2 separate regions of the Mus musculus genome follow, and region 1 is linked to region 2. A link is a loop called in an ENCODE intact Hi-C map of the cell type or tissue named here. Cell type or tissue: left cerebral cortex. All regions are shown on one strand. Links, peaks and the distances in the headings refer to the core of each region. The heading gives the core; the rest is flanking DNA. Region 1 overlaps Ankfn1 (ankyrin-repeat and fibronectin type III domain containing 1). Region 2 has its middle 22 kb from the start of Ankfn1.

Region 1 (15,758 bases), core at 3,137-11,136, 300 kb after region 2:
AGCGCTTAGAGTTGGTTGATTGGCTTGTTTGTTTGTCTTGCTTTAAAAAAAAAAAAACCAACCTCCTCCAACACAGCCAGTTTGGTTTTCTGACCCAGAGACTGGGCCTGGGCTGTGATGAATCTTTGGTGAGAGTCTTCTTCCACCATGAAGAGGAGGGCTTTCCTTCCTAGCCTGTTCTTGAGAGCCATTTACAGTTCCCTGCAGAGCCACAAGGAGAAATTGGGCCAACTGAACGTATTGAGAGTCTTGTGCAAATTACCTGTGGAAGCAACTTTGCCCGAGAGGCATTTACCTTGATCTTTTCAAACCCCTTTTGAAGAGTGGCTTTTGGGGACCAGCCAGATGTCCCTTCCTCCCACCACCGTTCTTTCCCCTTCCCTTCTGCTTGACATTTGGGAAAGTTCATTAGGAAGAACTATAGAGCATGCAGAATGGAGACACAGGTGACTGGTTTGGGAGGAGGGAAGGAGGCAGTGATGTGTGTCCCCTGGTTCCTTTTATTGGAATTGTCTGGTGTTCCTGTTTGTGATTCTCTTCAAGCTTTTGGAAAGGGAACGAAAACCAAAATAGTCCCCATGATTACAACAGGCCAGGGCTGAAATGTGCCGTGTGGTTTGTTGCCTGAGTTGGATCAGAGTCCTGTGGTTAGCCAACTGTGGAATTAACCAGTAGATGCCCCTGTGGTAAAAACGTAGGCTCTTAGAACTTACAGAGGATCCACAGAGACAGGAAAATAAGGAGTCAGGAAGCGACTATGAACACCTGAAAGCTTCAGTCTCAAAAGCTGATTCATCAAAGCCTGACCTATTGTTCAGAGGGGCAGGTGCTTGGATAGGTGAACCCAGCTGAAATCAGCAGACGTCCATTTGAACTCCATTTAGGTAGCAAAAGGTTCAGGTTCCATAAATAGTATTTTTAACCACCCAGAACTGGCCGATTCAGGTTCTGGACATACACAGCAAGAAAGTTCTGAGCTGTCTTCTGAACTTTTCTTATATTTCTAATTTTAACTTGACTCAACATACAGAGAGGAGTGGGAGTGGATCCAAAAGCTTTCTGGCTCTGAGTCTATGGAAAGTGTGGATCATAATGCTGACTGCCCCATGCAATTGTTCTTCTACGAGCTCCAGATGGCAGTGGCGGCTCTCCTGAAGCAGATCAATATACCTCGACACCAGGTACTGGGCTTTACCATTTTATCTCCTTTTTATGGTTCATGGAAACTGAGTTGTATCATAAAACTTACTCAAGAGGCATATATACGTATGTATGTTTATTGTCATTTATTTAAATACCACTCTGCCTGTACACGCATGTTTTGAATTTAATGCCTCCAGCTAGAGCCGGGCTATGCTCTGGCTCCCTTTCTCTTGTTCCTCCATATCAACCTCTTATGAATTTTCCAGACCCCACTCACAGGGTACTCTGGCTAAGCAAGAAAGACCCTCTTGTCTACCCTGAAAGATACTCAAGATTCAGCTTCAGGTCATCATGAAATGCAAGAATCTATACATATATGCGTACATAACCAAACAACAGTATAGTTAATATACAAATATTTTAAGGGCAAGAGAATAATCATGGAATTTAAAACAATTGCACATTGATTTCATGTTGTCTGTTATTAACAAAATCATTATCTAAATGAAAATAGGCACATCTCTATAAGTCAGAACTTCAAAGGAGACTGTTGGCAGTTGGCATATGAAGGGTAAAAATGGTTTAGGCTCTGTCTAGCGACAAGCTGAAGTCAGGGATGGGTTTGTCTGCTCTTTGCCTTGTTTTGTCTCCTTTCACCATCCCTGCCCCTCATGACACATCATGAACACAGAGCAGGAGAAAACCAAGTGTATCCTGCATGAGGAAGCTCATGACAGCACTGGCCTGGTCTCTCTTCAGAAAAGAAAGAGCTACACACTGGCCACACAAAGGCAATAAGTCAGAAATTCCAAAAAGTGTCCAACTCTCAGGATTTTGCTGATTTTTAAGTCTAAACGTCACAGCCAGTCCAAACCTGCCAACACTGATATGGACTAAGTCGTCGGAGATGTTAAAGACACTTGGGGAACCACTGGATTATTCCAGGGGTGGCTCTGTTCTCACAATGAGAAAAAGTAAGAACACAGCGGCTCTCCTTGTGACAGTAGGCACTATTAAAGGGTTTCTTGGATTTAGCGGGTTTGAGGCAGCTCGTATTTCATTGGTGACTCGGACTGCATATACATGTTGGGAGAAGGCCGCTTAACTGCATAACAGTGCATACAACATTTTTTTTTATACTTGTAAATTTTTCTCAGTCCTTGGCCAGAAACTACATATTTTCCCCCTTAACCAACTTAAATTGAAACTAGTGGATTTTTAATTCAATCCATTTTTTGTTGCTTCATGTAATTATATTCATCATTTTGAAAAGCCCCAGAATGCAATCATTTTCTGCTTTTATAAGAAGCATAAATGTTGTTTTCAGAGTTTATGTGGAACATTACTGCCTTAAATCTTGATTTTATATAGCATTATTAAATGGGCTGAACCCTAATATTTATGTTGTATAAAAATTCCAAGCTTGAAGTTGTGTAATTTTGTTAGATGTTTTATGCCGGTTTGGTGTTGTTTATGTAAGTGCCATGTTGTAACTCTCCTATTTTTCCTCTGCGCGTGTCCCTCTGCAGGCAAGGAACTTCCGCCTCTACACACAGGAGGTGTTGGAAATTGGTCACAATGTGTCCTTTCTTCTCTTGCTCCCTGCCTCAGACGACGTCTGTACAGCCCCAGGACAGAATAATCCTTACACCCCGCACTCAGGGTTTCTTAACCTCCCTCTTCAGATGTTTGAACTCGGTATAGTAGCTTGTTTCACCTAGAAATATTAACCCAGCCTCCTTATAATAAAATCACAAAGTGATATCTGTTCCCCCTTGTCCCAGTGGAGGGTCAGTAAATCACATGATGGCTTTGGCAACAACCCTTCCTAGAACTGTGTACAAGTGTGAGCAAGAGTGAGGCTCCGGGACTAGACTGAGTAGTGTCTACTGAAACCTAGCTAAGACCCAGTGGAGAGGAAGGGATTCTAAACTGAAAGTTATCAGGCTTGCTCTCTGCCTTCTCTCTCTCTCGAGTTCTAGAACATGAGTGCAAGAATGATACGATCATGAGGATGGTTCCCTCCTCCCACCTCCCTCCCCACTCTCTCTCTCTCTGTCTCTGTCTCTCTGTCTCTTTCTCTCTCTCTCCCTACCCCTACCCCCACAGTCAGCTAGGAAAACATAACAATGAAATTAATAGAGAGAGTTTATATCACTTATGAGCAAAAAAAAGTAATCTTGATTTATTAAATAAACGGGTTGATATTAACTAGACTCTAAATAGCCTAGACAATTTGAGGAGTGGATAAGATCTCCCAGGATGCAATGCTGTGATCTTAACATGAGGGCTCTGGATGGTGAAGATCTTGCCCTGGCCTTCAGAATGAAGAGCCTGGCTGCAGTTTCTGCAGAGACCCCTGTTGCCCACTGAGAATGTGAACACGGAGGGTTTGTCTCCTTTCCGTGCTTCACCTTGTAACAGACCAGTAAGAGGCAACTAGCCAGGGCTCCCTCAATTTAAATAAATCCTGCAGTTTGGGGGAGGTTAAGTGAGTGGGTGGACAGGATGGAGGCAGACCCTTTTTGAGGGCTCCTAGGCCTAGATTTAGAACTACACAAGGTGATTGCCTGAAACTTCGCTTTGAAATCTACTCATCTGAATCCAGATTTATCTCTTCAGAATACATTGCTTAAGCCACTTAGTTGCCCTTGCTCCAAGTAGTTTGGACACCCAGAGGGTGATGAACGGCAACTGCTATCTTCCAGAGGCAAGAGACCTCCTAAGAGAAGCTAAAAGCAGACTTGCAGACAAAGATTAGACAGGGCTGGGTCCCCTACAGTATGACACTGGCTCTCATTGAACTTTCCACACCTTTTCTATGTCACAGGATTAATAACAGTGACCATGCCATCCCCCAAAGCCCCAGGGTGGCTATTCAGTACATTCCCTAGGGTATATTTGAAGTAGTTGTTTAAGGATGGGCAGGTTACTAAACATAGATAAAAAGAAAGGTTTTCTTGTGAGGGGGAAACAAACTAGCAAAGATATGAGAGCACAGTAGTCAGGATGATTTGGGGAAAGAGGTCCAGTTTGGCTAGATCAGAGCCATCAGGCATGGAGAGGACATTCAGCTGGACCGAAAGAAGGGGCCATGCTTCCTTGCTCAAAAGGTTGTGTAACCTGAATGTGAAGTAAGAGCCAAAACCTTCAGAGATGAGTCTAAAAGTCTAGCAGTAGGATGAAAGCTTGTGACAAAAAGAGAAAAATGTAGGTGTGAGAAACACTGAGTGTAGTCAAGAGTGAGCAACTGTTTCTATCTATCTATCTATCTATCTATCTATCTATCTATCTATCTATCTACCTATCTATCTATCTACCTATCTATCTATGTATCTATCTATCTACATCCCAAATGCTGTTCCCCTTTCAGGCCCCCCTCACACAGTTCCTCCCCACCTCTGCCTCTAAGACAGAAGCTTCCCCCCCCATATTTTCTCACCTTAGGGCATCAATAAGAGTGAAGGTCTATTAACAGGAGTGAAAGAAACATTGGGAGATTGTCTCTGAGGTCACATTGGCAGGACAAGTGAAAAAAAACTTAAGCAGGGTCTACAAGTAGCTGCTGAAACCAAGAGAACAAGTGATTCCCACAGGATAGATAAAGGAAAAGAGAGAGAGAGAGAAAAAAAAGACTTCATTGTGGAGCTAGCCTGGATCATACCGTTTCTCTAATTAATTATAGGTGTGTGTGTGTGTGTGTGTGTGTGTGTGTGAGAGAGAGAGAGAGAGAGAGAGAGAGAGAGAGAGATTTGTCTCACCATGCCTCAGTGACACCGTGGAACAATCAATGATTTGGGATCAATTATGACAGTGTATATTATGACAGTATATGCCTGCTAGGATCCTGTGAGTCACAGACATTTGAAGGCGTCCTATGGATCCCGCAAGGGTAGTGTAGTATACTTGGCCGGCCACCCTTCATCATGCCGCTCTCTGGGCCTCTCCACACTGCAGCTGGTGAGGCCCCGATAAATCAGCCGCTCCCCATGGAGTGCACGTCCTAGTGGGGGAGACAAATGAGCAACCGAAGGGCAGATAACACAAACGAAAGTCAGAGATGTAAGGGCTGGGAGCAAAAGCAAGCCACAGGGCCGCCGCTCTCTGTAGGATGACCTGGGGAGACCTCTATGAAGACCTTACATTTGGGCAGAGACCTGACATTTCCAGATGACAGGGAAAACAAGTGCAGAGGCCTTAGAGTAATAGTGTGTGGGGGCAAGAGAGCAGTGTATATAGTGTGGAATAGGAAAGAGCAACAAAGACAGGAGAGGAAGTCACAGTGGGAGAAGCTGGATCCTTCAGCACACAGAGACTCTGACTGGAAATGAGGTGTATTGATTATGTGTATTAACATGAAACTCAGTGGATAGTTTTGAGCAATATAGTGTTAAAAGCTCTGCAAGATGCACTATAAGCGCGCGCGCGCGCACACACACACAAGAAAGAAAGCTTGACTTTGTCTAACCCAGAATTTTCTGAAATCATCTGACCAGAACTGGAAACATTTTTGGCATGGCATCTATTTAAAAAAAATATCCACAAAACACATACTTAGGGCTACAATGCCCTAGAATAATGTTCCTCGAAGTTTACTGTTCATAAGAATCACCTGGAGAGCTTGTTAAAACATAGCTTTCTGGAGCCCAGACCCATCGATGCTGGGTCAGGAGGCTGAGAGAGAGCTGGAAAATACACTTTTCTAATAAGCTCTCGGGGAATCACGACGCCACAAATCCATGGGCCATAGTTTAAGTGGTTCTTCCTAGGACCCAGGGATAAATACATAAATATAGACTTAGAAATATGACCAGCAGAGTAATATAGTCGTATCCAACTGTGTCTTCCACTTTGATCTGTCTTACCTACTTTTGTTGTTAAAAGCAACTGTAAGACCATACACACTAGCCTTAATCTATGAAAAATAGACCATAGATCAAAGCCTGTGTCTCACAGTTCCTCATTTTAAGGCTGCCTTTTTTTCCCCCCGAAAGACAAACTGATTCTCCGTTGTCCCTCCCTTCTGGCTACATCATGGGTTATCTAACTGACTAATGAGCATCATGTAATTTCCGGAAAAGGCCACGTGGTTGGGCTTTGTTTCATTGGCACATCCAATTCCATCAGTGTCTTTGTTTTTTTTTTTTTTTTTTTAAGGACCACAGAGCAGTGTTGCCAGTGCATAGAAACTGATACACTGTCCAGATCAAAGTTCCTTGTGTCAGAAACAAGTTTTAAAATATTGCAGGCTTTTAGTAAGGATCACGGCAAACCCCACCTTATCCTTAAATGACCAGAACTTTCTCTTCTCCTCCACTGGGCATCAGCCCACTAAGAAATTAATGACAACTTCCATAGAATCTCTTAAGCCTTTGCTATAATGGACCAGCCCCCTCTGAAGAAGATGCTAAGGAAAACGTTTTTAACGAGGGCCTTGTGCTCTAGCTCCTTCCATAAGTGGTAAAGATACCCTGAGCATGTCTGAGAAAGAAAAGAATGTTTTGAGAAATTCAGTCAGAACTAGGAAAAACTTTAATAACAAGGGAATTCTAATGAAATGTGAATAGGTGTGAATTATGGGAATATGTAAATTCTAGTGAAGGGGTGCAGTCTGTTTCAGTCTGACTTGCATAAGTCATCATCATCTACCTCATGGAAAGATTGGAGATTTGGCAACCCAACTTTGCTCCCACCAGTGACCTTTAATGGAATCGTAAATAACTTACTGACCAGCAATGGAAAACTGTATCCCAGCCCGTTCCATCACCAAACAGATGTGGCGAGGGCAAAATGATAAAGAAGATTAGCCTCCTGTCTCCAGGAGTAACGACCAGTAGGACACACCCACAGGAGATCATGACTCTGAAAGAGACTGACAAAAGGTGTCTCAAGCTCTGGACAGGCAGATTAAGACAAAGAGAAACCGTTTCAAAAGGACCCACTCCTATCCACAGCCTTAGGGCTGACACTCCACCACCCCTTTAGGTAAAACAGTACCTTTACAAGACCAGAAAGCCCACGTAAGGAGGCCCTTAGGCATCACTGTGTAAACTGTTCCCAGAAGAAAAGGGAAAACAACGTCACCGGCTCAGACACACCATCCAATGACGTGGCCTCTTGAGGATTTGCCTAGCCTGCACTGAGGAGGTCACCTTGCCCTGACCCTGTGGGCAGTCTCAACGAACAGCAAGCCTACCATGAGAAAAGCTGATTTTTATTGATTTCCTTGGCTCTGGAATTTGTGCTAATTGGACTAAAAGGATAGAATTCTGGAGAATTAAAAAAAAAAAAAACCTTGGCCAAACCCTTCTTCATTCAACACTCATTTGCTGAGCTTCCACTACAGGACAAGCTACTGTACTGGGTGGACCTGCAGACATTCAGGACACACAGGCTATATACCCAAACCTCAGAATCTCAGAATCTACAGAGAGAAGAGGCATTTCTATCAGCAATCTTAGCACACGAAAGCCCTACTGTAAGACAGAAGCCCTTGAATTTTGGAACGACACCCAGATCTTCCTTCAGAGGGAATATTTTAACTGGACCACGGGGGAATAAATCAAAATTCAGAAAATGAAAGGTGAAGCTGGAGAGGGGAACCAGTTTAAGCCAAGGGAACAGCACACACAAAGGATACGCCGATTAGGTCTGCCCTTCGTAGCACAATGTATGCTTAGCACCTCCAGGGAAGCTAGAAGGTCAGACTCTTGTCATTCATTCCAAGGAGGTGATATTACATCCTATGGACAAGAAAGGATGGTGAAAAGGTTTTAAGGAAAGGGATGCTACGGGCCTAATGAATTTCAGCAGTTCTAGGGAGGACAGAAGACAGAAAAGTGGGGTACTGGTGCTGTGACTAGAGGCGATGAGACCATTAAGATACTGTGACACTGGTGCAGGTGGCCAATGGTAAGACCTCAGAAGCAAGGCTGGCACAGTGGGGCTTTAAGGGGTAGAAAGAAAGGCAAAGGGATTCGGGAGTTAAAAATGTTTGCAACTCGGTGATTGATTTGATGCAGCTGAGGGGCAAGATGGAGGAGCCAGAGAGTCGGAATGGGGTCTGAGATGGATAGCATTGCCATCTACCAAAGCAGGAAACACGAGGGGAGGAAGACGTTGGGGGAGGGGAGGAGGATGAGCTCAGTTTGACAAATGATGAGTCCTGAGGTACTCGTGCGATGTCTAGGCAATGAGCTTAATGGAATCCAGACCCCAGTCTTGAAGGAAACGGCCCAGCATCAACCTTTCTTCGTAATCCCCATTTTTCCTGATCTACGATACAAATCCTGTATTCCAGATGTCGGTCCATTCACTGCCAGGACTCCGTGGCTCTAGCACCTTGGGCCTAGATGCTTTCTGGCACCCTGGCAAAGACTTGTGGCACTAGACTTATCTTGTTTATTCTGTGGCTCTCAAACGAGGTCATCATTTTCAGACAGACTGGGGGTTTGCAGAGATGGGCATTCTTAGACTATTCTAACCCCAGTGGGCTAATATTTGAACTATTAAATGTTTCGTTCTTCCTGGGAATCAAAGGCATAGGAGAAGAGAGTTAGAACAAACTAATTCTGGAATGTTCCGTATGTATGTTGGGTACTGTACTAACACTGTGCTGGTTCCTCTAAGAGAGCCCTTCTTAGCCCAGGTTTAGGGATAAGACCGAGTCCCTTGGTGATCACCTCTCACACACTAGTAGCAAACAGCACAGCTGTTTGGTATTTAATCCATTCACTTTCTACTCGACTGTCCTATGAGCGCTCAGAGCATCTGTACTCTAGTCTGTCACTGCGTTCTACAGTGGGGAGATAGAAAAGAAATACCATCACAGAGAATCGGTCTTAGTTTGTGTGTTACTCACAAATCATGTAGTCCCAATAATGACATTATCATCACCTCATACCAGTTTGTCTGCAAAATGCATGTGATTCACATTTAAAAAAAAAAATTAGAAGCTTCCAGTCTCTCCTCCCTTCCTCGGGGATGGCTACCAAATGTATCATTGCTAAACCACAAAAGACTATGTTAGAGTAACATTTGTCAAAGTGACATTCAAGGCGGTGGACAGAAACCGCTGGAGCAGGGGAAGCGCTGCAGCTCAAACATACTCGTAACTCACTTGTGGAGCGTGGCATGGATGGCACTGGGTGGTGTGGGCATGGGAGACCACCCACTGAGCCACAGCTCCTACCACAAAACGCAAGAGAAAACTGGATTCCCTGGCCTTTGAGACAAAACTGAATATCCCAGTCTTCAAGAATTCAGATGGAACGGATACTGCTTCTTTCAAAAGTATCACTTGGTTTCTTCACAGTCAACTTTCTTCTTGCTCTTGCTCTTCTTCTTCTTCTTCTTCTTCTTCTTCTTCTTCTTCTTCTTCTTCTTCTTCTTCTTCTTCTTCTTCTTCCTCTTCCTCCTCCTCCTCTTCTTCTCTTCTTCTTCTTCTTCCTCTTCCTTCTCCTCCTCCTCTCCTCCTCCTCCTCCTCCTCCTCCTCCTCCTCTTCTTCTTCTTCTTCTTCTTCTTCTTCTTCTTCTTCTTCTTCTTCTTCTTCTTCTTCTTCTTCTTCTTTCTTTTATGGTTTTTCTCAAGACAGGGTTTCTGTGTAGCCCTGGCTGTCCTGGAACTCACTCTGCAAAACAAGCTGGCCTCAAATCCAGAGATCCACCTGCCTCTGCCCCTCCCCCAAAACCCAAGCGTACTGAAATTGAAGGTGTGTCCCACCACCGCCCAGTCATCTTTCATATTTTAGAAAGAAAAAAAAGTCTACTTTTGTTGTCATTTACAAGTTTATTTTGGAAACAGAGGCCATGAGACTCTTCACTCTAGCCAAGGGAGGACATGTGTCAAGTGCTAGCTGTATAATGAAAGATACAACTAAGGATTCGCATTCAACCCTAGACCGTAAGAGTTTCCTTATTGGGGGAAAGACGTTTGGATTTTCATCCTAAAGAAGGATCTCTGTAGAGTTTTAAGTGAGGAAATTCCCTGGGAATGCCACTGTTTGGGCAAAGGCTATGAGCTTTACCATTCGCTGGCAGAGCATGCGATCAACTCTTCTCTGTGAGCTCTACAGAGTATAGGAAGGCTAGGAAGGAAGGAGCAGGTAACAAAATAATCAAGCCCAGGTTTGAAGATAGGCCAAGTGAGGGAAACATAGCCTGGAGAGAGTAAGACACAGCTCCAGTGAAGCTAGAGAACTGAAGCCCTCACTCTCGCCTCTTTCTATCCCATGGGAGCAAAGGCAGTGTGGGTCACCCTTCCACTGACCTAAAATTTCTCATAAAAGGATATCAAGCAAGGAAGCAGACAAGGACATAAGATACGCAGAAATATCTCACTTGCAAAGGAGCAAGATTTCCTCACTAGTGGAGATGAACAGATATCCCATTCTGAGGTGTGATGGTTTAGCTTCCCCAGGTGGCTGGGCATTAGGTACCAGAATCTATAGCAAAGCGAGGCATAGGTAGTAAACTGGGTGGTCTTAGTACAATTTCTCACCCAAGAAGACACAGCAAAAATATTCTAACATCCATGAGCTTACAAAGATCCTGTTTTCAAAGGCTGGAAAGTGAATGTCTGACATACACAAAATAAATGAGAAATAGTCTCCAGCTTTGATGAAGGGTCAAGAAGACCCTCGAACCACACTGTCCTATGCCAGGCTGCTGTCCCACCACATTGGAAGCCTAGGTCATAGTGTGTAGTCAGAGCTGCCCAGAGGGTAGAAAAACTTGCCATATGCCTTTCCTAAAAAGGAGCAAAGATGAACAGGCAGCTTAGATTCTCCCCTGTGGCCTCTGTCCCAGTGTATTTGAGAAATGAAGGCCAAATCTACAGACAAAAAAGGGGGAGAGAGGCAGGGGTTCGATCAAGAATTTGAACCCACTATCCTTCCAAAGTTGCAAAAGGAAAGCAGGCAGAAAAGGATTAAAATCCAAACACAATTACGGGAAATTTCTAGTTAGACATGAGACAACCTAAGAAAAGCATGTCTCATCATCTAGGCAGAGAAAGCAAGATACTTGGTTGAAAATCAAATCTAGGTTACAAGTTGCTACTTGATTTTGTTTTTGTTTTGTCTTTAAAGTGTTTTTCCAAGTTGGGGTGTGTGTGTGTATGTGTGTGTGTGTGTGTGTGTGTGTGTGTGTGTGTGTGTGTGTGTGTGTAGCCCTACAAACAATAATGTATATTTAGCAATTCAGTACTTCTGAAACTTGTATCATTGATCAATTTTGTAAACATCACATACTATATTTATATAAACCTAGATGGCTATGATATCACTAAGTGACATAGTCTTATTGGGCCACCCCTACATGTGCAGACATCATTGAAACATCATTACGTGGCACAAGACTATGTATGAAAAAGCCCCCAACTTCAGGAAAAAGTCCACCTAAACTGCAGCTTGAGCCAACCCACTTCCCCATAGCTTACGAGGAGTTGGTAACCTAAAAGGGGACACTGTCTGACTAAAGCCAGACAACTGGCCCCTTAAGAGCACATTTATAATTTATTTATGGCTTAATATTTTCCACTGATAGGGTTAATAAATCATGTTTCCATTCGACTGGTTTTCTGTGCTGTATGAATTTCTCTATTTTGATACCAGATCTTAACATGTTTTATTTTGCTTGTCCATTTTCCAGTTCATTTTTGCAGCTACAGAGAGAAATTTATTAGTCTGTATTGCCGCCTTTCTGCTGTTGTGGAGCTGGACTCTCTGAATACCCAACAGTCCCTGAGGGAGGCAATCTCAGACAGCGAGGTCGCAGCTGCCAAACAACGGCACCAGCAAGTGCTGGACTTTATTCAGGTAAAGCTGCCGTTCCCCGAGGGTAATGCTCTTAATGTTCACTTGTGGCTAGTAGGAAAGATGCCGTGGGAAGGTCGTGATGGCATTCAAGCTGGGCTCATGGAACGGGCTAGACTACATACACCGTGCGGAAACAGAGTTCAGCAGCCAAAGAGAAAATAATAAACAGACGAGGCAGGCAGGCAGGCAGGAAGATGAGATTTGGAGAATGATAAGATGTCCAGGTTGGTGGGGGCATAAATTGAACATGGGGTAGCCAGACCAGACTGGGAAACTGGACAAGATTGGATGATAACAATAACCAAAGGCCACAATTAAAAAAAATCACAATTTCTCACAGCTCTACTGGACCATATTGGAGCAAGGAGGTCATACCCCTCATGGGTACTGTTATAGTCATACTGATGGTTCACTATAAGAAGTCTGTGTGCTTCTGCTCACTGAATAGTCTGCCTGGTCCATTTAATGAGGGGACTAAAGGTCCAGCCAGACCAGAAGCTCCAACAACTATCCAAATAAGAAGTAAAAAGAACGCAATTTGAGGAAACATTGTGAACTTGGGGCTTGATAGGTAAGTCACTTGGGCTTGAGTAGAGTACTTACCTGGGAGAATGAGGCCCAGAGGAGCCACACTGAAAAGTGTTCATCAGGCATGCCACGTAATCCCAGGGGGTGGGGCATGCTTTGTAAACCCTGTGCTCAGGGAGGCTGGGGTATGATAACCTCTGGCACTCACTGGCCCAGCCCAGCCTAGGATGAGAGACCCTGTGTTGAAAGCAGAGTGGACAAAGCTTCTGAGGAATAGCCCTGAAGGTTGTCCCCTAACTTCTACACACATATATGCATACATACATAAATATTCACATGTACACACACACACACACACACACACACACACACACACGTTCCCCATTTACTACTCATTTATGAAAAATAGTCACAATAACACACACTTTAATGTGTGTTACACATTAACACACTTTAACGATGGACACACTTTAACTCCAGCACTCAGGAGACAGAAGTAGGCTGAGCTCTGAAAATTCAAGGCAAGTCTGATCTACATAGAGAATTATAAGCTATCCAGGGTTACATAGCATGACTCTGTCACCAAGAAAAGAAAAGGGGGAGGGGTGTGTGATAATTGTCCTATGTTTTAATATTATTTTAGTGTTACAGAAATAACTTAGTAAGCTAATGCCCATGAAGTGCCTGGCGCATACCAACTAATCAATAAGTTGTATATTCATTTATCAATAAGAAGACAAGGCCAAGCATGGTAAGACATGCCTCAGGAAGTAGACACAGGCGGATCAAAAGTTCAAGGTCATCCTTAGCTACATAGTGAACTTGGGGCAGGGAAACATCAGACAAAGTCTCAAAACCAAACAATGAAAGGCTAGAAGTAAAAGTCCTTTGAAACATAAAAACGAGAGGAATAAATGTTTGGTAATGTTTGGAAAGAAATTGTCACTAAGCAAAAGAATTACCCTATTTCCCTCATCTGTAAATGAGAATGACCCTCGGACCAAAGAAGTACCTGTTCGCTTCTCCACTTGAGGTTGTAGAATTTAGAATCTTAAAACATTCAGTCCATTAATTTCATTTCCAAATAAAGAACAGATGTTGACAGCGGAAACAACATAGGAAAAAGGGGGGATACAAGATGAGGATAACACTGAAGAGTGTGTAAGAGTGTGTGTGTGTGTGTGTGTGTGTGTGTGTGTGTGTGTGTGTGTGTGTGTGTGTGATATGTGCACATGAGTATGTAGGTGTGTGCACCTGTATATACTCAGAGGTCAGAGAGTTGGAGGGATGTCGAGTGTTCTACACACCCTCTTTAGACAGGGTCTCTCACTGAGCCTGGAGCTTGTCGTTTCTCAGCCACACTAGCAGCCAGCAAATCTCAGCAATCTTCCTGTTTCTGCAAACCCTTCCTCCTCACCCGACTCAGCACTGAAGTTACCTGAGAGTGCCCGTGACCACGCCCAGCATTTTATGTGGGAACCGGGATCCGAACTCAGGTCTCTGTGCTTGCACAGCAAATGCTCCTATCCACTGAACTGTCTCTCCAACCCCCTCCTCATCTTTTGAGTCCAGTGCCATGGTGAATCCAGGCATGTTGACACACACGTGTAAATCCATAGAGAGGCTGAGACAGGGGGACTGAGAGTTCAAGGCTAGCCTGGGCTACACGAGGAGCTCAAGGCGGGTCTGGGACACATAGAGAGACACTGTCTCAGTAATAAAGAGTCCTGAAGTCAAGAAACACACCTTTTAGTTCTAATTTGTCTCAGAGCAGATGACGTTTTGTTTGATCTGGAGATGGGCGGCAGGGCTTGCTTCTCATATCTGCAATGGAAGGTCTGGACTGGAGAAATTCTCTGGTCCTAGTCAACTCTAGCATTACTTTTATGACCCACAACAAGAAACATTGTAAAGAAACACTTTACTAACCATGCTTTGGATTGTGTTTCTGCCTTATTCCCCCATAAGCTTCTCCAAATCTCATTCATCTGATGAGGACATCTTGTGCCCTCCCAGAATCCATGACTGCATCCTCCTCGATTCCTGGCCACTCTCCGTGCTCCCCTCGCTCCTCACCCAGCCTTGAGCCTCTTTTCTCATTCCTTCTGATCAAATGTTTAAGTAGGCTGAATAATGGCAGGCCAGGCCAAGACTTTCTCAAAATTCTTGCCTGCTCCGGACTCCCGTAGGCACATAGACTTGGATAAAAGCCAGTTCCCTGAGTGTTCAAAAACTACCTTCTTGGAGTAGGGTAATTCCATACCATCTACCTGGATCCCCGGCCTTCAGTATGCCACCCCGCTGGCCCCGACATGAGCAATTTCACTGCCTGCAGACAACCCAGTGTCTTGGCTCCCCTTTACCTGTGTTGACTTCTTAGCCTCCGCCCCCAAAATGAAAACCAGCTGCAGCCACTCAGCCATTGGTGTTCACAGCTCGGCCCACCACACACCATAACTAGGGCCTGCAGAGGCAACTGCCAGCTCTGCCTAGATCTAAGACAGTGTTACTACACAAACCAAACATTGTAAAGAGCAGGGGAGTCTATGTAAATACTGCTCAGAAAAAGAAGCCAAGGAGCGTAGCCAAAAAAGGGGAGGTCTGGACCAGGGGAGTCATAGAAAAAATCGCAGATAAGGTATACAGGCTTTATAGACAGTACAGGCAGTAGAAATGTCAAAATGAGTGAAGGAAGAAAACGAGAGACAGAGACAGAGACAGAGACAGAGAGAGTGAGAGGAAGGAGGAGGGGGAGGAGGAGGAAGAGGAGGAGGAGGAGGAGGAGGAGGAGGAGGGGGAGGAGGGGGAGGAGGAGGAGGAGGAGGAGGAGGAAAAAAGAAATGTCAAAGCATGAAGACCTGAGGCTTAGCATACTTTGAGCTGTTAAAGCCAAAAGGCCAATTAGGCCATAATTTATATACTGTAATGCTTCAAATGTGCCTAAGCCGTAATAGAAACAGAGCTGCCTGCACAGAGCCGATCTATCATTCCCTCAAGCACCCTGTGGCTGTGCCATGAGCAAGCCAATCACCTTTACATTTTAATAAAAATATTATCTCGCCTGGGTCCAGAGAAAGGCTATAATTTATAGGATGAAAACCGAAATTTGTAAAGAGCGGGGTGAGAAGTGAACGCAGGGCCTTTAATCAACAGACCCGGGCCGTTCACAGGCGTGCATTTGAAAAGCGTGTCAGCAAGTCTTCAGAAGTCAAATTTGGACCTTAAAATCGGGGGGATTATGTTGTCAGTTGCTTTTAGATCAACAGGAGA
Region 2 (15,758 bases), core at 3,944-11,943:
CTTTCTTAGAATTCTATACCTGAGATGCCTCTGAAAGATGCCATTATCCGAATGAATGGCATCCTCTTTAGCTGGGTTGCTCAAGTATTCCTTGCAAGGGGGCTTCTGCTATAGCATGAGTAATTAAGACTCCACCAGGAGTGGTATACCAAATGGAATGCACTCATAGGAAGACTGCCAGGAAAGAAAGCACCAGAGGCAGAAAGAGACGTACAGAGATGGGACGATGGGAACGTTAGAGGTTGACAGGAAATGCTTTTAGGAGTATTTCAAATGAAATGCTTACAAGAAGATGCTAAGTCTTAGTTCCCACAGCCCAGGGACTAAAGGGGCCACTTATGGTGGTTATTTGAAATGCATTAGCAATCAGCACAGTACTGAGCAAGGATATTTCAGAAGAGTACTAGTGGTGGGCCTGCACAGAGCCTCTGAGGGTCTCCTCACTCTACTTGGCATTAGCTATTAGCCTGTGACTATTGAGTCATCCAGGATCCCTGGGAAGATGCTGGACTAGTGGAAGAGGAGAGTCTAGGAGAGAGGAATTAGGCAGTGGCTGTCTAATGATGCTACAGAAGTGCTTTAATGGCTGACCCACACCAGGTGGTGTCCACTAGCTGAAGAGCAGGAGTGGCCATTGAACAGTTTGGTTTTTCCTGCTGATTGGCACAGAAGGAATCTACACAAAAATTGGCCGTTCCGAGCACTGGCTCTCTGAGAACTGGACAGTTTTCAGAAATAATACCAGCATAGCATAGTTATGGAGAAATCAATTTTTAATGAAATATAATTGCCATACAAGGTTTGAACCTTTCGAGATAGTAGGAAATGATGCTGACGTATGGTTCCTTTGGGTCTTAAAAGTCTGTGACCACTGGGTCTGATATTATTTCAGATAGTTGAAGAAACCAAAGGCCAGTGTAGAAACAGAGCTCTGGTCTGCAGTGTGTGTGTGTGTGTGTGTGTGTGTGTGTGTGTGTGTGTGTGTACATGTTCATATATATGCATGAAAGTGGGCATGTATGTGCACGTAGGAGGCCAAAGCTCAATCTCAGGTGTCTCCTTCAGTTGTTCGTTGCCCTGTTTGGAGACAAGGTCTCTTCCTTTTTCATGGAATCTCAGCTGGAGGAGTTAGCCGGTGAGCCCCAGGGACCCTCCTCTTTCCCCATCCCTGTCACTAGGACTACAAGGATGTTCCATCCCACTCTTCTCCCTGCTCTTGTCTGTAGACTCTGACACTCACACTTGGAGCTTCATTCCTATACACTCCAAGCATTTCATCAACTGAGCCATCTCTCCAACCCTCCATCTGCTTTATGTTTCGCTGTTGTGTCCGTACTATGAACTAGGTTTTCTGCGGGCATCACTGCTGTCCCTGTGAGTCATTTGCTTGTCTACTCCCTATCCTGATTAGAAGCATTTGCTGCACACAATGGTGTTTTTGCAACCACGTGACTGTGAATGGGCAGGCCCCACCCACCCTGTTCACATCATGTTGACCACCTTCTCCACAGCTAACCTTCAAGATCCCAGGGGCCGCAGAGATGCCTCAGCAGTTGAGCGCCACGGTCGTTCTTTCAGAGTGCTGGAGTTTGGTTCCCAGCACCCACACAGTGGCCCACAACTGTCTGTAACGTCAGTGTCAGGACTTCAGACTCCCTCTTCTGGTCTGCGAGTGAGCGTACAGCGCGCATGATGCGCATGCAGATGACCATAGACACAGAATAAAAATAAATCTTTATTTTCTACCATTTAAGCTCAAGATCCTAAAGGGGGAAAATAACCCTGAGTTCATCTCCTGCTTTGGATGCTTGGATCCGACCACCACCGCGTCCATCCCTGTCCAAATGCTAATGGAGGTGCTAATGAGGTCCTCTGGACAGGCAAAAGAAAAAGAAAGAAAATCAAATAGCCTAATTAATCCATGAATTATAGTCCCTGAAAAGGAAAGTGCTCATATTCCCTATAGAAAGCCAGACGGAGCCTAACGGACTCTCGGGACTGGTCTTGGCTCCTCAAGTGTGCGGTTTGGAGAGCACCTGCTGTTTTTTGATGATTATGGGGCACCGCTTGGCTTCCATTAGGGTGGAGCTCACCAGAGCTCTCTTCCAAGTCTGAGCTGTCTGTTTGCTTATGAAGTGGAAAAACGAGGGCAGAGAGTAACCTCTTTGTATACGGTGAGCTCAATATTAATAGCAAACATTTATTGAGCACTTACTGTGTGCCAGGAACCATCCTAAGCATTTTATTTGCAAGAGATCATTAAATCCTGTGCCATTATTTTTCCCACTTCATGTTTGGGAACCCGAGGCTTCGATGGAGTAGTTAGCCTGTTCTAGATGATATCATAAGTGGCTAAATATGTTATCCAGGACGTTTTAGCTCGTGGTAAATCCACAAGCTGTGTTCTGTAGTGCATAGGCTTAGCTCTGTGATGTTGTGCTATGTGGACCAGAGGGGCTTCCTCGTCCATCCGCAACTTCTGGGGCTGCAGCACAGCCCCTGCATGGAGCACATTAAAGGGATTGGGATTGCTGCTATACAAAGTTAGACTCTGGTGGATCTCATCTCAAAGATGATGGCCAGATCAGAGGTGGGGTTATGGCAAACTGTGAGGTGGACCAGAGCCAGCCAGATGATATGAAAGGTACTCTGAGGCCTCTCTCAGACTATATGAAAGCACAGACGATTTTCAGCCTAGCGGAGAAAGTGCTCCTCTCTCCAGTGAGAACCCAAACAACTACATTAAATAGCTACCAATATACTGAATAGAAAGCAAGTTTAAAAGTGTGAACTCAGAACGTTGGAAACTGGTGGACTGAGTCAGGAAGTCAGGAGGAATTGTGCATGCAGGGAGAACAAATCCAGGCCTGGCTTGTTGTGGTAGATGTGTGAATGAATGTGTGTGTGTGTGATGTGTGAATGAATGTGTGTGTGTGTGTGTGTGTGTGTGTGTGTGTGTGTGTGTGTGTGTGTGTGTGTCTAGAACACTGCAAATAAATGGTTGCAAATCGACAGAGCTTTGGGAGGCGTTCCTGGCAGGATTAGTAGATCGTGAATTGGAAGGAAAGCCTAAATTCACCTCTTCTGCTCTAAGTGTGGGCTAATAATCAGTCAGACCTGCCAAGAGTCTACAGACAGCGGGAAAAACATTGGGTGTGCTGACAATGGTCTCGTCCCGTGGCTAGTAAACTCTAACATACGGAGTAAGATGTCTAGTAAATATTCTGACTCTGATTTAGTCTATCTGGGGTATGGACTAAGATTCTGCCTTTTTGAAAATAGGTTCCCAGGTGTGCTGTTGGTCTATGAGCCAGGCACAGTCTCAGAACTATATAATTATCTCTTTTGGTTTTAACATAGTTTCTGTGAGTTACACATTGGGCAGGCTCTGGGTATTCAGTGTGATTTGCTTGGTCCCAGAGTCAGCGAGGTCAATGTAGTTCTGATTCCTCCAGTGCGCTCCTCTACGGCACATGAGCATCCAAACAGAGAGACTCAGTGTGGGATCTTCCAGAAATGAATCTTGGCACCGGACACAATGGGAGCCCAAGCATGTGGGCTTACAAGGGACTGAAGTCTGGGATCAAATTCACTCTCACTATTTTGCCCAAGACTCTACCTATCCCCTGACCCAGGGCACGGCCATCTCTTCACCGAAGACAAAAAAAAAAAAAAACTCAAAAAACTCTTTACTTTCTTTCTGGAATTTCTATCAGTCAAAAGAACATGCACTCAATTGTCCCCTTTAATTATACTAATGGATTAAAATACCTCCTGGAATGTTCTAGAATATCAGCCCCCACTTAGTACTAAATGGTTAGTCCTCACCAGACCACTCTTGACAGACCAAAACTCTGCTTGGTTGCCCCAGCCTTTGCCTCCTACTGTTTGCTTCTGGTCTCCGTGAGGCCTCCCCACATGCCTAAAGCTCTGTGATGGTTTCTTCCTAGATCTCACATTCTAGTTGGCATGAGAGATGCAAAGAAGTCCCTTGTCAGGTAGCCTCACTTTTCCATATAGCCGTCCATACCCACCCTCTCCCGGTCCTTCAGTCCTCAGTGTCTGAAGGATCCAGTGCTGTCACCAGGTTTGCCATACAGCCTTTGGGGATCATCCCACACTGACACGTCACACTGAGACCCTATCCAACGACACACTGCCTGCGTTTACTTCAGACAGGCAGTTTGGTTAGGTTTCATCTCCTTGACCTCCTTTGGATCTCTTTGACTACACAAAGCAAGCTCCTGTCCATGGCTTATCATTGTATCGCCAGCAATGTGCCTTGCTGAACCAAGAGCTACCAGCAACCAACTGACTGGAATTATTTCCAGTCCAACAGGGCAAAGAGCAAAGAGATTGGGAAAGAACAGGGCAGCAAGGGGACTGAGGAGACAAGAGGTGACACTAGAAGTCTCATGGAAGCAAATGTGGTATAGGGACACCTAGAAGTTATCCAGGTACTTCTCATGTGCCAAATACCAGCTAAGCCATGTGCTCGTTTTATTTTAAGGTAGCCTGATGAAGTAAGTGACCCTGCAATAGTCTCCATTTGACAAAGGTTTGCATAGGAAGATACATAGAGGTCATTTGCCTGTCACTATATATATATATATATATATATATATATATATATATATATATATATATATATATGTATGTATATATATATATATCCATAGTATATACACCAGCGCTATGAATGGGAGCAGAACAGACAATATGCCAATGCATTGGCTAAGGCACACAATGAAATGGCATCCAGGCAGCTTGAGATGTGACTGTGGTAGTGCTGGACAAGGCTGGGAAGGTGGTCTGGGGACAGATGAGGGTCATGTTTTTCCTTCCCAAGAATAAAGAGTACAAAGACACAGAGAAGAAATACTGAGTCATATTTGCACTTAGGAGTATTACTGATGTGCTGTCTCTGGCCTGGCCCTGGGGCTGATCTCGAATAGGGAGTGAGGTTGCCAGCCAGTGCCCCTGGACAGCTCTGTGGGCCCAGGAACTCACTGCAAAGGCACACTCTGGAGAATAAAACTGCTGGTGATGCCCAGAGTGGACCAAATAAAAGTCAAATACCACATTCAGTCCTCCAGTGGTGTTTTTGCTATTAAATTAAGTCTGGAAAAAATATAATTGTCTTTGGATTTGATTTGAGAGATTTGGGGGTGTTGAATACTCAGAGAAGGGAGCAAGGCTATTTCTTGAAAGATTCTTTGACTCGCTCCCTCTGACAGATGACAGCAGATCACAGTGGAGGCATGCAGTCTTTAAAGAGATCCACCCCTCACCCTGGCACAACCATCCCAGAAAAATAGAGGGGGAGGGGAAGCTCTGTCCTAGGTTCCAGTATTTTATTGCTACATTCCTTGGATGGCCCCGTCTGTTTACCTTCAGCTGAGTTTAGACTTGGTGTTCTCTGTGGCCGCTGGCATCAGCCACAGAATTCTTTCATGTCTATTACTTTATTAAGGAATGTAAAAGCCACATACAGACCGACCTGGGGGCACAACACTAAGAGACACAAATAAGCCTGAATTTGCTCACAAAGAGCCTAAGGGAGGTTTCACACCGCCTTCTCCCAGATGGACTGCAAGTCCCCCGGTGACCACAAGGGGGCACTCTTAACACTTGCTCCTCAGCCCAATTAATAGTACCATTTTGAAGAATGTATAGAGCAGAAACAGCACTGAGCTTTAAGACTGGTCCTGATGCAAGCTGGGTGGGTAAAAGAGTTCACTCTCCTTATGAAGGATCCATACTTCTTTTTTAAAGTTTCACTGATTAGAAACGGAGTCTCAAAATTAGGTTAAGTGCACAAATAAGTCCTTTGTACAGTGTCTTGACTCATCGGTCATAAATGTCCCAAAGAGAGCTATTATTTGTGCATCTACTCTGAGTTCTTTCTGCTTCTTAAATAAGCACTGGGGCTAGGTTGGGCCTAACTTACAGCACAAGGGTGTAGGTGTAGAATGAGTCTCTACAGTGGATGTTATCTCATGAGATGAGCAATGACTGGTGTTTTTTCGACCATTTGTTTTCACCATATGGTGTAGACGTGGGAAAGGGGCAGGATGGTGAACCATTGACATCTAGTACATAGAGGAAGGGCAGGATTTGAACCTATATTCGTGCAGCCTTCCCATCAAACAAGAGAACACAATTCAGGACCTAGTTTTCACAATGGAAAGATGTTCTCATTATGGAGAGAATCACACATCAGCCAAACTGAGGAAGCCCCGTCCTTTCTTCAGAACCTACATGCTGACAGATTGGGGAGTCATGTAATGCTTGATTAGTCCTTGGGCCATGTGGTCCTTCAAGAAGCGCTTCAGACTCAGTATCTTTAGTCCATTTTTATATCACTGGCAAAACCATGTAAAACTAGATATTCATTCCAAAGCTGGCTAGGCATAGCTAATATTTGCACATAGGCCATATGCCCCACAGTGGCAGCAAAGGTTCGGAGAAGTGTTGCAGTAAAGAGCCTTATGCCACTTAACTTAATCTGGGTATTCTGATATTCTCATATAACCACAAAAACCTATGGGGCTAGCATCCATGATGCCCCCTGGAAGCTGTTCAGGAGAAAACATGGAAAGTCTTGAAGCTGCAGAGAAGGGATAGCCTCGACGGATCGAGGGAACAGGGCAGACTATTTAAAGCACAACTATTGGTCCCATGGTCACAGGTATTGGGATAAAAACTGAAGTTGCCTTAGTGGTCTGTCTCAACTATTTTTAGAGCTGTGTATGTGTGCCTGTGTTTGTATAGACTACGTATAAATATATATAGCTTAGCTGTGAGGTTAGATGCTGGGTGGGGTGGGGCGCGGGAGAAGGAGGGATCTTCCTTTCTATACAGATGTGATCGGTATCCTGTGGGACAAGGGGAAGGTCTGTGAGTTTAGGGGATTTTTGCTACCTTCCATTGCTGCCAGACTCTCCATGATGCCAGAACCACGTGTATGCTTGGTGGAAACACCTGGGCTCCTTATTTCTATGACACCCCACCCTTTGGAGATGTTTCCCCATCACCTACCTCCCTGAATTAGGTTCCCTCAACCCATCCCCTCTTCTCAACCTGCTTCATCACCCAAAACACTCCCCTCACCATCATTACTATCCATATGCTGGATTCACTTAGACCTTTCTGTGCGATGAATTAAATAACTCAGGGGAAAATTAGTGATGTCTTTTCAACATTCTAATTTAGTTCTACATTCTCAGAGCATGTTTGAAACTCTCTAAAGACACCCTATTTTTGAGAAAACTACAATTACGTGTATTTTTTAATTGTTGAAAAAAAACTGTGTGGGAGCTGTTTTGAAATCCTTGAAATGAAACGCAAGATTATTTTCTGAGCTAGAACTTGAATCTGCGGCTTTCTTTTTAATTGTCACATCTAGGGTGATTTTTAAGTAAATAAGAGCACAAGGTTCATATTATTTTAAATGTATATTGTATTTGTCTTCTCAGCGCTGTGGTTTTTCGGCCTGTGAATGGCATCACAGTATGTAGACAGCCCGTTAAGCAGCCTGTTTGGGTAAGGAAACCCTTAGACCAGTACAATGGTGCATTGCTCCGTGTGTCCCTTCTAATATGGTTAGAATTCTACAACCTAAATGATCATTTGTTGAACAAATTCATGCTTTTATTAGTCAAAATACAGAGAAAACAGAGAGTCCCTGTTTCAAGATATTTGCTAATGCATGGTTAATTATCACATATAGCTTACTATAATTCATTTTACAGGGGAGACCTCCTGCAGGTAACATACTAACAGTTTATGAACCAAAATAACCTTGCTATAGATTAGAGCTGTTGCGGGGCCTCTCAGACAGCCGATGCTTCTAGCCCCTCTCACTTCACATTGCTAATTCGAACAAGGCTTTATTTTTGTATTTGTCAGCAGCAATACTGTAGGGTGGTTGTTAAACTTCTCCCAGGCCTAATTAGAGCAGCAATGCTCGCATTCATAAACGAAGCTCGTGTCTTGCTCCGGGAGGCGGTGAGCAGGGCTGTTACGGTAGCTTCCTGGCAGCCCGTCGCTGGCAGTTTTAAGGTAGCTAGTGGCCGAGATATTAAGTAACTGTTGAAATTCATTGACTCCACCACGGCTAATGTGTCTAGATGACAACAAGTTTACACGGTTCTTTTATAGTTACAGCAAATGGGTCCATTTAAATAGTTATTAGGTGATTATGGTGATGTGAAATGGAAAAAAAAAAGGCAAAGTGCAGTGTCTCAAGTCTGACTTTTTAAAAAAAAAAACTGTTTATGTGGGGTCCCAGTCTTCCTGTCACTCAAAATGGCTGCATCTTTCCCTTATAAATATTTATACTTGATCGGCAGTGATGAATGCTAATTTATTTGCGTCTTGTTTCTTTATTGACTTCTCAGTGGGCCCAGGTTAGGTTAGCTAGGAAAGGTTTTTGCAAGCTCCATGAGTTGCAGGATATTTTGATCGGCCAACCGAGGGGCGTTTTGATGAGTTGAAGGAGTGTTCTCTTCACTGGAACTGAGGCGTCCTTTTTGCTCTTGGACATGCAAAACCTGGGAGAGTCTTCAGGCCGCTGATGTTTAGCGGAGCCCAAGTGCAGGCTTTGGCAAGCAGGATTGCCTCTGAAGGACTGCTTTTCTGTAGAGCAGTTTGTCAAGTCGTCTTGGATTGAACAGTGGAAGGCTGATCCGAGTGTTTGGCAGAGTTCTAAACTATTTTTTTTTCCTCTTGGTATTCTATGAGCCACTTGAAAGACTACATTTTCACAAATGCCAAAGGACATTTATATCAAAGGGAGTGGAGTATCTGAGACGAAAGGAGACGTGCAAGCAAACCAATCTCTGTCTCTGTCCTTCAAATGCTAAACCTGTGTGATACGGGAGAACCTAAGAAATCTATATACAGGGACTGTCAAGACTCATGGGCAGTGGTCTTGGGAGATGGCTTGGTGTTTTTAAGGCATAAGGACCTGAGCTTGATTCCCAGAAGCAGGATACAAAGCCAAGCATGGCAGCACGAGTGCTGAAGGAGCAGATGCTAGCCAGCCAGTCTAGCCTAATTGGTGATCTCCAGGCCAGTGAGAGACCCTGTCTCACTAGAGATGGATGCCATTCCTGAGGATGATCTTAAAATTGTCCTCTGGCTTTCACACGTAGCGACACCTACTGTGATGGTTTGTATATTCTTGGGCCAGGGAGTGGCACCATTTGGAGGTGTGGCCTTGTTGGAATAGGTGTGACCTGGTTGGAGTAGGTGTGTCACTGGGAGTGTGGGCTTAAGACCCTCACGCCAGTTGCCTGGAAGTCAGTCTTCCACTAGTAGCCTTTGGATGAAGACATAGAACTCTCAGCTCCTCCTGCAGCATGCCTGCCTGGATACTGCCATGCTCCCACCTTGATGATAATGGACTGAACCTCTGGACCTGTAAGCTAGCCCCAATTAAATGTTTTTTATAAGACTTGCCTTGGTCATGGTGTCTGTTCACAGAAGTAAAACCCTAGCTAAGACACCTATGTACATAAACACACACATATGCACACACAAATGGCAATAGAACTTGGCACTGGAATACTTTGGCTGGGGAGCCTAGATTAGCGATTCCCTGATTCACCACCCACATGGATAGTTTTTAGTTTCTTCTCTAGATCTTGAGAGTGACTGCCCCTGTTTAACCTTGACGTGTCTTAAGTATAGAATGTGTGACCTTTTGTGATAGCCTGTTACTCCATGTGAGATACTCAGAAGACCTTCAAAAGAACTTTGTATAGAACATATGACCCAGAAGGTCTCTGAAACTACCAGAGATGCTTCAGCTGAGAAAATAAATCTGTGTGTAGTATATGCATGTCAGCATACATATGTGCACAGATATGGCATGTGGAGGCCAGGGGAAGGCTGCAAATAACTTCTCCTACTGCTCTGTACCTTAGTCCCCGGAGGCAAGGTCTCTCACCAAACCTGGAGGTTGCTGTTTTCTGGCATGTTTGTTTGTTTGTTTGTTTGTCTGTTTGTTTGGTCCTGGTCCTGGCTAAGGTGGTGCTCACCAAACCGCTGCTATCCTCCCCGTCTCTGTCCTCAGAGTCAGGGGTGAGACAAGCACAGCCACACTTGGCTTTTATGTGTGTTCTGGGAATCTGAACTCGGGTCCTAATCCTTTCCAAGCAAGTCTTCGTACCCACCCGGGTATCTCCTGACTCTACATTTCTATCTTTCACTACAAAATACACTAGATTCTCATGAGAGCTTGACTGGTGACAAGTGTCTTCAACCATGGATCAGCTACGAGGGTATTCATCCCCAGATTTCAGAACTGCTGCAACTGTGTGGTCAGTCACATCCCACAGCCAGGACTGACTGGGGCAAGAATTAACACCAGTGGTGATTGTACAGAGACTATAGGAAGAGGCTTACGTTACTATGGAGAAAATCCTGTGCTGAATCTTTGACCATATGTAGATTCCTCTGATGATTAGAATAACCCTAAGTCTACAAATGTATATTCTAACTTTGACAATCTCCTGAGATAGTCCCAGAGAAAAAATATTATGCCCATAGATTCCTTAAAATCCAAAATCCATGGTTTGTCACCGAATTCCCACTACATCTATGAGTGATCTGTGACAGATAGCTTGTCTTTTTGTTTTTGTTTTGTTTTGTTTTATGTTTGGTTGGGTTTTTTTTAGTTCAGCTCTTCTGAGCTATGAAGAGAGTAGGCAGAGGTGGGTCCTTCCATGCAGACAAAACCCCCATCATGGTCCTGTTTTGTGGCTCAGGTTTAGTCTCCTCATTTGATGAACAAAGAAACAAAACTAAAACATCTCTGGGACTTTCTGGGGACTTCATGGAGGGATGTCACCAACCCCACAGCAAAAAGAGGAAGGGCTGGTCAGCTCAGCATTGCTCATCTGTAAATTCCTACATGGTTTCCATTCTCAGGGTGTACTTTTCTAAGGAGGTAGACAACATTCTAGTGACTGTTTTAATATGTTCAGAAGAGATGTAAGATAGTCAAACTACTTATATTCTCTTTGTAACTTTCCCGTTGTCCGCAGCAGCAAGTTCTCTCTGAGGCATACAATTGATACACTGATGGAGTTCCATAAATCTTGGAGAAAAGTCCTATGGGCTTTTGGCGTTCTGTGACACAGGATGCGTTACAAACAAAGGAATTTAGCTCTGGCTATTTTGAAGACTTGGGAGATCAGAAACCACATGCCAGCAGAAGGATTGTCTACTGAGGACCCTTGACTGGGTTTAGCTGCTGACTTCTTCCTGTTGTGTGTTGTAGTGAAAGAGGCTGACAGGAGCTCTGTGGTCCCTTTTATAGGGGCACCAGTGCCATTTGTGAGGTGTCACTGTTAGTTATGCAGTCACCTCCCAAACATTCTAATCCAAATACCATCGCCATGGAAATTCCCCTTTCTCCTCACAGTGTACATTCATTGTACAAAGGAAGAGTTTCCTGATGCCATTCCCATCCTTGGATACCGTGTGCTTTGGCCAGGAGTCCACTTCAGTTATCCTCTCCATTCCCCGCCTCCTACTGTCTCCTGCTTTTGAAGAGAAAATGTGGTGTGCGTATTTCTGAGTCTGACTTTTTCCACTTAATGTGGTGATGACCAGTTCCATACATTTCCCTGAAAGTTATACAATGTGACTCCTCTTTGTAGATGAGTGAAAAGTCCTTTGTGTATATATGCCATGTTTCCATCCATCCGCAGATTCAGTAACTTGCCTATTGTGAATTGTGCTGCAGTGGATGTGGATGTGAATGGATCTCTGTAATTTGCTCATTGAGTGCATAGATTGTGGGTACATAGATTGTGTGTGGGGGGACACACATCATAGAGGGTCATGAGAATGTCAATTCTGTTTTCTTTTAAATTATTATGCTGGTAATTCTATTTCAAAATGAAAGGCTACCAGAAAAAGAATTCTTTGAGCTTCCCAGGAAGGTGAATTCTCCATTTCATGAGTTGCAAAAGTAAGCAGAGAAATATCAACCTCTCTGTCCTGTCATTAAGTCTGTGCATCCTGGAGGTGGCTGAACAATTCCTTCCGGGTGAAAAACTAGCAAATGATCTTTCTGTGAGTGTACAGGCTTCCAGATCTCTACATGGTGACAGATAATTGCTGACTACCCTTGCTTGATTGTGTGCTGTGACCTCCAAAGTAAACTAACCCTACATTTAAATTAAAATCAACTTCAGCATGGGCGAGTTCAAGCAAAAACAGTGAAGTTCTCAATGCCACTCATGTGTTTTTCTTTGTTCTGCTCTACTGGGAAAAAAAAAACAAAAAGCATGACAGATTCAAAATGAAATAGTCATGAACATTTGTCCTTAGCTTTGGTGCTATTTGGGCTGGGTATACATGGAGGGGGGAGGGGAGTGCGCGCACACATGGGTATGTGTGATCTGTGTTTCCTCCATACACTCACTGAATTCAGCCTCTCTGGTCTATGTAGCCTGGCTATTCTTTTCTGCTTCATCTACCAGACTCCTTGAGGCCATACCCATCAGTGCATTCTGCTTTTAACTCTCAAGCCATGTCAGCACAGATTCCACTGGACACAGGGAACTACTATTGCAGGCCAGTCAGCACAGCCGTCTGACACAGCCAGCTGCATGGAATCCCCACAGATTTATTCTACCATTATTTACCCCCCCAAAGAGTACCCCTCATTAAGTTCTCAATACCCTACTATGGACATCAATCACATAGTAGGTCATAGCCTATTATTTTGATTCCTACCATGCACCCTTTTAAGTTTGGTTGCTTTCCTATGGCAGCTCATAGGACTGAAGGAAATGTCTTTCCTTTGGTTGGTTTATGGATGGAGAATGCAATAAAGAATACAAATGGGCAACTAAGCGGCCTGATGGAAGAGCTGAGCATAGTTGAAGTGGGGGAAGGTTCCAAAGATGGGAAACTCTGTGCCCATCTATATGGACTTGGGGTATGTTGTGTCCATATAGACAGACATCTTCATTAGCCTAGATCTCCAAGTCCATAGTTCTAATGATGATTTTTTTATATAGTCATTATCCATTCTTACCTGCGTGTCCACCATCATGCCCCCTCTGTCTGGACAATGAAGACTACTGCTGAAAGCATCAAGCTTCCATCATGGTTCGTTCTTTCTCATGACCTGAGCCCATTCGGAAGCACAGTCAAGAGTCACCTCACTAGGACACATGATGATTTCCCTCCAGGAAACCAAGGATTCAGGAGCTCTGTGTAGGGAGTGGGATCAAAACCAAAAATCAGAATAAAAGAGTCTCCCAGTCTCCTGACCATGTCAGAAATGACAAGGGTTTTGAGAACTCTGGGTCATCTGGGAGGCCTGTTCTTTCATGGGGGGAGAGAGAGAAGAGAATATGGATATGAGGGAGAGGGAGGTGTGGCAAGGAGTGGAGAGAGACGAAACTGCATTCAGGATATATTGTATGAGAGAAGAATAAATAAAATTAAAAAAAAAACCCTGGATCATTAATCAGATGTAATGCGTATATTTTCAAATCGTTTCACAGTGCAAGGAATGAATGGAAGACAGAGAGCTAACCAACTAATTAATTAAAGGCAATACAACTGTCCAAACCTATTAATTTATAGTTTTGAGAAGATATTACATTCTACTGCTCTCTATTTTCTACCCTTGAATAAAGCACTCAGGAAACATTGATCCTTCTCACTCCTTTTCAATAATACATTGTTCGTCTGGAGCAGAAGTTGGTTTTATTGTTTTGTCTTCTGGTGTGTTGCTCTGAAGGACTCCAGGGGAAAAGCTGTAAACTGTAAGAGGAAAAAGGTGGATTCCCTTACTGTCTTTCATTAAGGGAAGAAAGAGACAGAAATCATAGAGTGGACAGCCAGGATTATGTTCTTGGGGGAAAACAGCTCATACAGGCTCTGGGCTTATTCATGCTAGCCTCGGATGTCAAACAAGTTTTAAATGCAAAACTTTGAATATAGAATTCCATACTACTACTGTTTGTACTGTGTGTGTGTGTGTGTGTGTGTGTGTGTGTGTGTGTGCCTGTGTGCGTGCGTGCATATGTGTGTGTGTGTGTGTGTGTGTGTATGTGTACACGCACTCTCGTGCTCATGCATACGTTGGTGTCCCTTTGCTATTCTTCACAAACAAAGCAAGAAACAGAGGACTATTTCCTGCCCCAATTTAACAGATCAGAAAATAAGCTTCAGAGTTTGAATAAATCACTCCAATGTGCACAATGCTGGATGTCCAGACGTGACAATCATGATTATTACAAAGCTTTCCAATATCTTAGTACCAGCTATTTAAAAACAACATAGGTAGACTCAGAAATATATTCAGAAAAATGTATTCAGAGAAAATGAATGGACAGGTACGTATTTGAGTCAGCAGGGCTTGGGAGCAAGTGTTTCTTGCAGCCTTGGTGTGTTTTCCTTGTTCTTAGGGTTAGGATGGTGACTCAACTGGTTAGAATTTTCCAACCTTCAGAATCCATTTTAAGCTTCTTTTTCTCTAGGTTTTTTATTAAGATTCCTGTTCCTTCTACATTTATGCTTCAGTGGTTAGGAAAGAAAGAAAGAAAGAAAGAAAGAAAGAAAGAAAGAAAGAAAGAAAGAAAGAAAGAAAGAAAGAAAGGAAGGAAGGAAGGAAGGAAGGAAGGAAGGAAGGAAGGAAGGAAGGAAGGAAGGAAGGAAGGAAGAAAGAAAGAAAGAAAGAAAGAAGAAAGAAAGAAAGAAAGAAAGAAAGAAAGAAAGAAAGAAAGAAAGAAAGAAAGAAAGAAAGAAAGAAAGAAAGAAAGAAAGAAAGAAAAAGGGAGGGAGGGAGGGAGGGAGGGAGGGAGACAAGGAAGGATGGAGGGAGGGAAGAAAAACCGAGGACTCTTTTTCTTAATCCAGTTTATAGAAAAGGAAGATAAAAGAGTAGAAGAATCAGAAGTAGGTAGCTAAGACAACATGCAAAGCTGTAACTGGAAATAGAGTCAAAAGTCATGTGCATGATATAAAAAGAGAAGATCAACTCTACCACCGAGATTCTTGCAATGGAGCTATTGATGAAAAGGCACATCCTGGGCTAAGGATATGGCTCAGTGGAAGAGTACCTTCCTAGAGTACATGAAGTCCTAGGCTTAATCCTCTGTACCACAAACAGTGACATAAAATTCTGTCATAGCAAGAGATTTGTAAAGAGCATCAGGTAGGACAGGTCTGGGCACATTCTCAGAGGAACTAGAACGTGGGCAACAGTCTGAACTGTACACTAAGAGATACCCAAGGAGGCAAAGCCTAGAAAACACATGGAGGATGAACGGCGGCGACTTCCCAGAAAGATCCCCTGCCCTGCCATCCACTGTCTCTCACAGGAGAGGACATGAGTGTGCTGGGTAGAAATGTGCAGAGAGATGCCGAAGGTGCAGTGACTCTTGCATCACCACTCCTAGCTCAAGGGCTTGAACTTGGAAATGAAGGGAATTATAGGCAATGGCTGCAGAAGGTCGAGACTGTGGTCTTTGATATCAGAACAAAAAGCTCTTGCTCAGGACTGGGTATACATTTCTAAAGACTAGAAAGAATGTATTGTAAAAACAAAATTCTGATAGGATCGATAGGGTGAAAGCAGGGTTTTTGCCCAGAGGAGGAGAATGAATGTATCCAAACAGGTGGTAGAACAAATATATGGAAGATGTCATATTGCCATGACAGGACACATAGTTAGGACAGAGATTTTTAAAACTTCATACATGATAGCAAATGAAGTTTAG

The links. A loop is a pair of places that touch in the nucleus more often than their neighbours do. Peaks named below come from ENCODE experiments on the same cell type or tissue, not always from the same donor. Only the 100,000 strongest peaks of a DNase experiment are listed, where the experiment ranks them.
Region 1: a loop joins it to region 2, with 12 times the contacts of the local background. A loop is called at or near these places in 12 of 42 quality-filtered maps.

Annotation. Positions count from the first base shown.
Region 1 is chr11:89,408,192-89,423,949 of GRCm38, reverse strand. It overlaps Ankfn1 (ankyrin-repeat and fibronectin type III domain containing 1), which reads left to right. Exons shown (of 20, transcript NM_001327810.1): 16 at 1,031-1,181; 17 at 2,673-2,841; 18 at 11,794-11,960. Among named protein-coding and RNA genes, the nearest start is that of Gm42088, 44 kb to the right of the region's middle. In left cerebral cortex, for the core only: no CTCF peak of the experiment used is centred there; no DNase peak of the experiment used is centred there.
Region 2 is chr11:89,710,896-89,726,653 of GRCm38, reverse strand. It overlaps a transcript of Ankfn1 not described here. Among named protein-coding and RNA genes, the nearest start is that of Ankfn1, 22 kb to the right of the region's middle. In left cerebral cortex, for the core only: a CTCF peak has its summit at 5,608 (motif pointing right); DNase peaks (open chromatin) are centred at 5,606 and 7,972.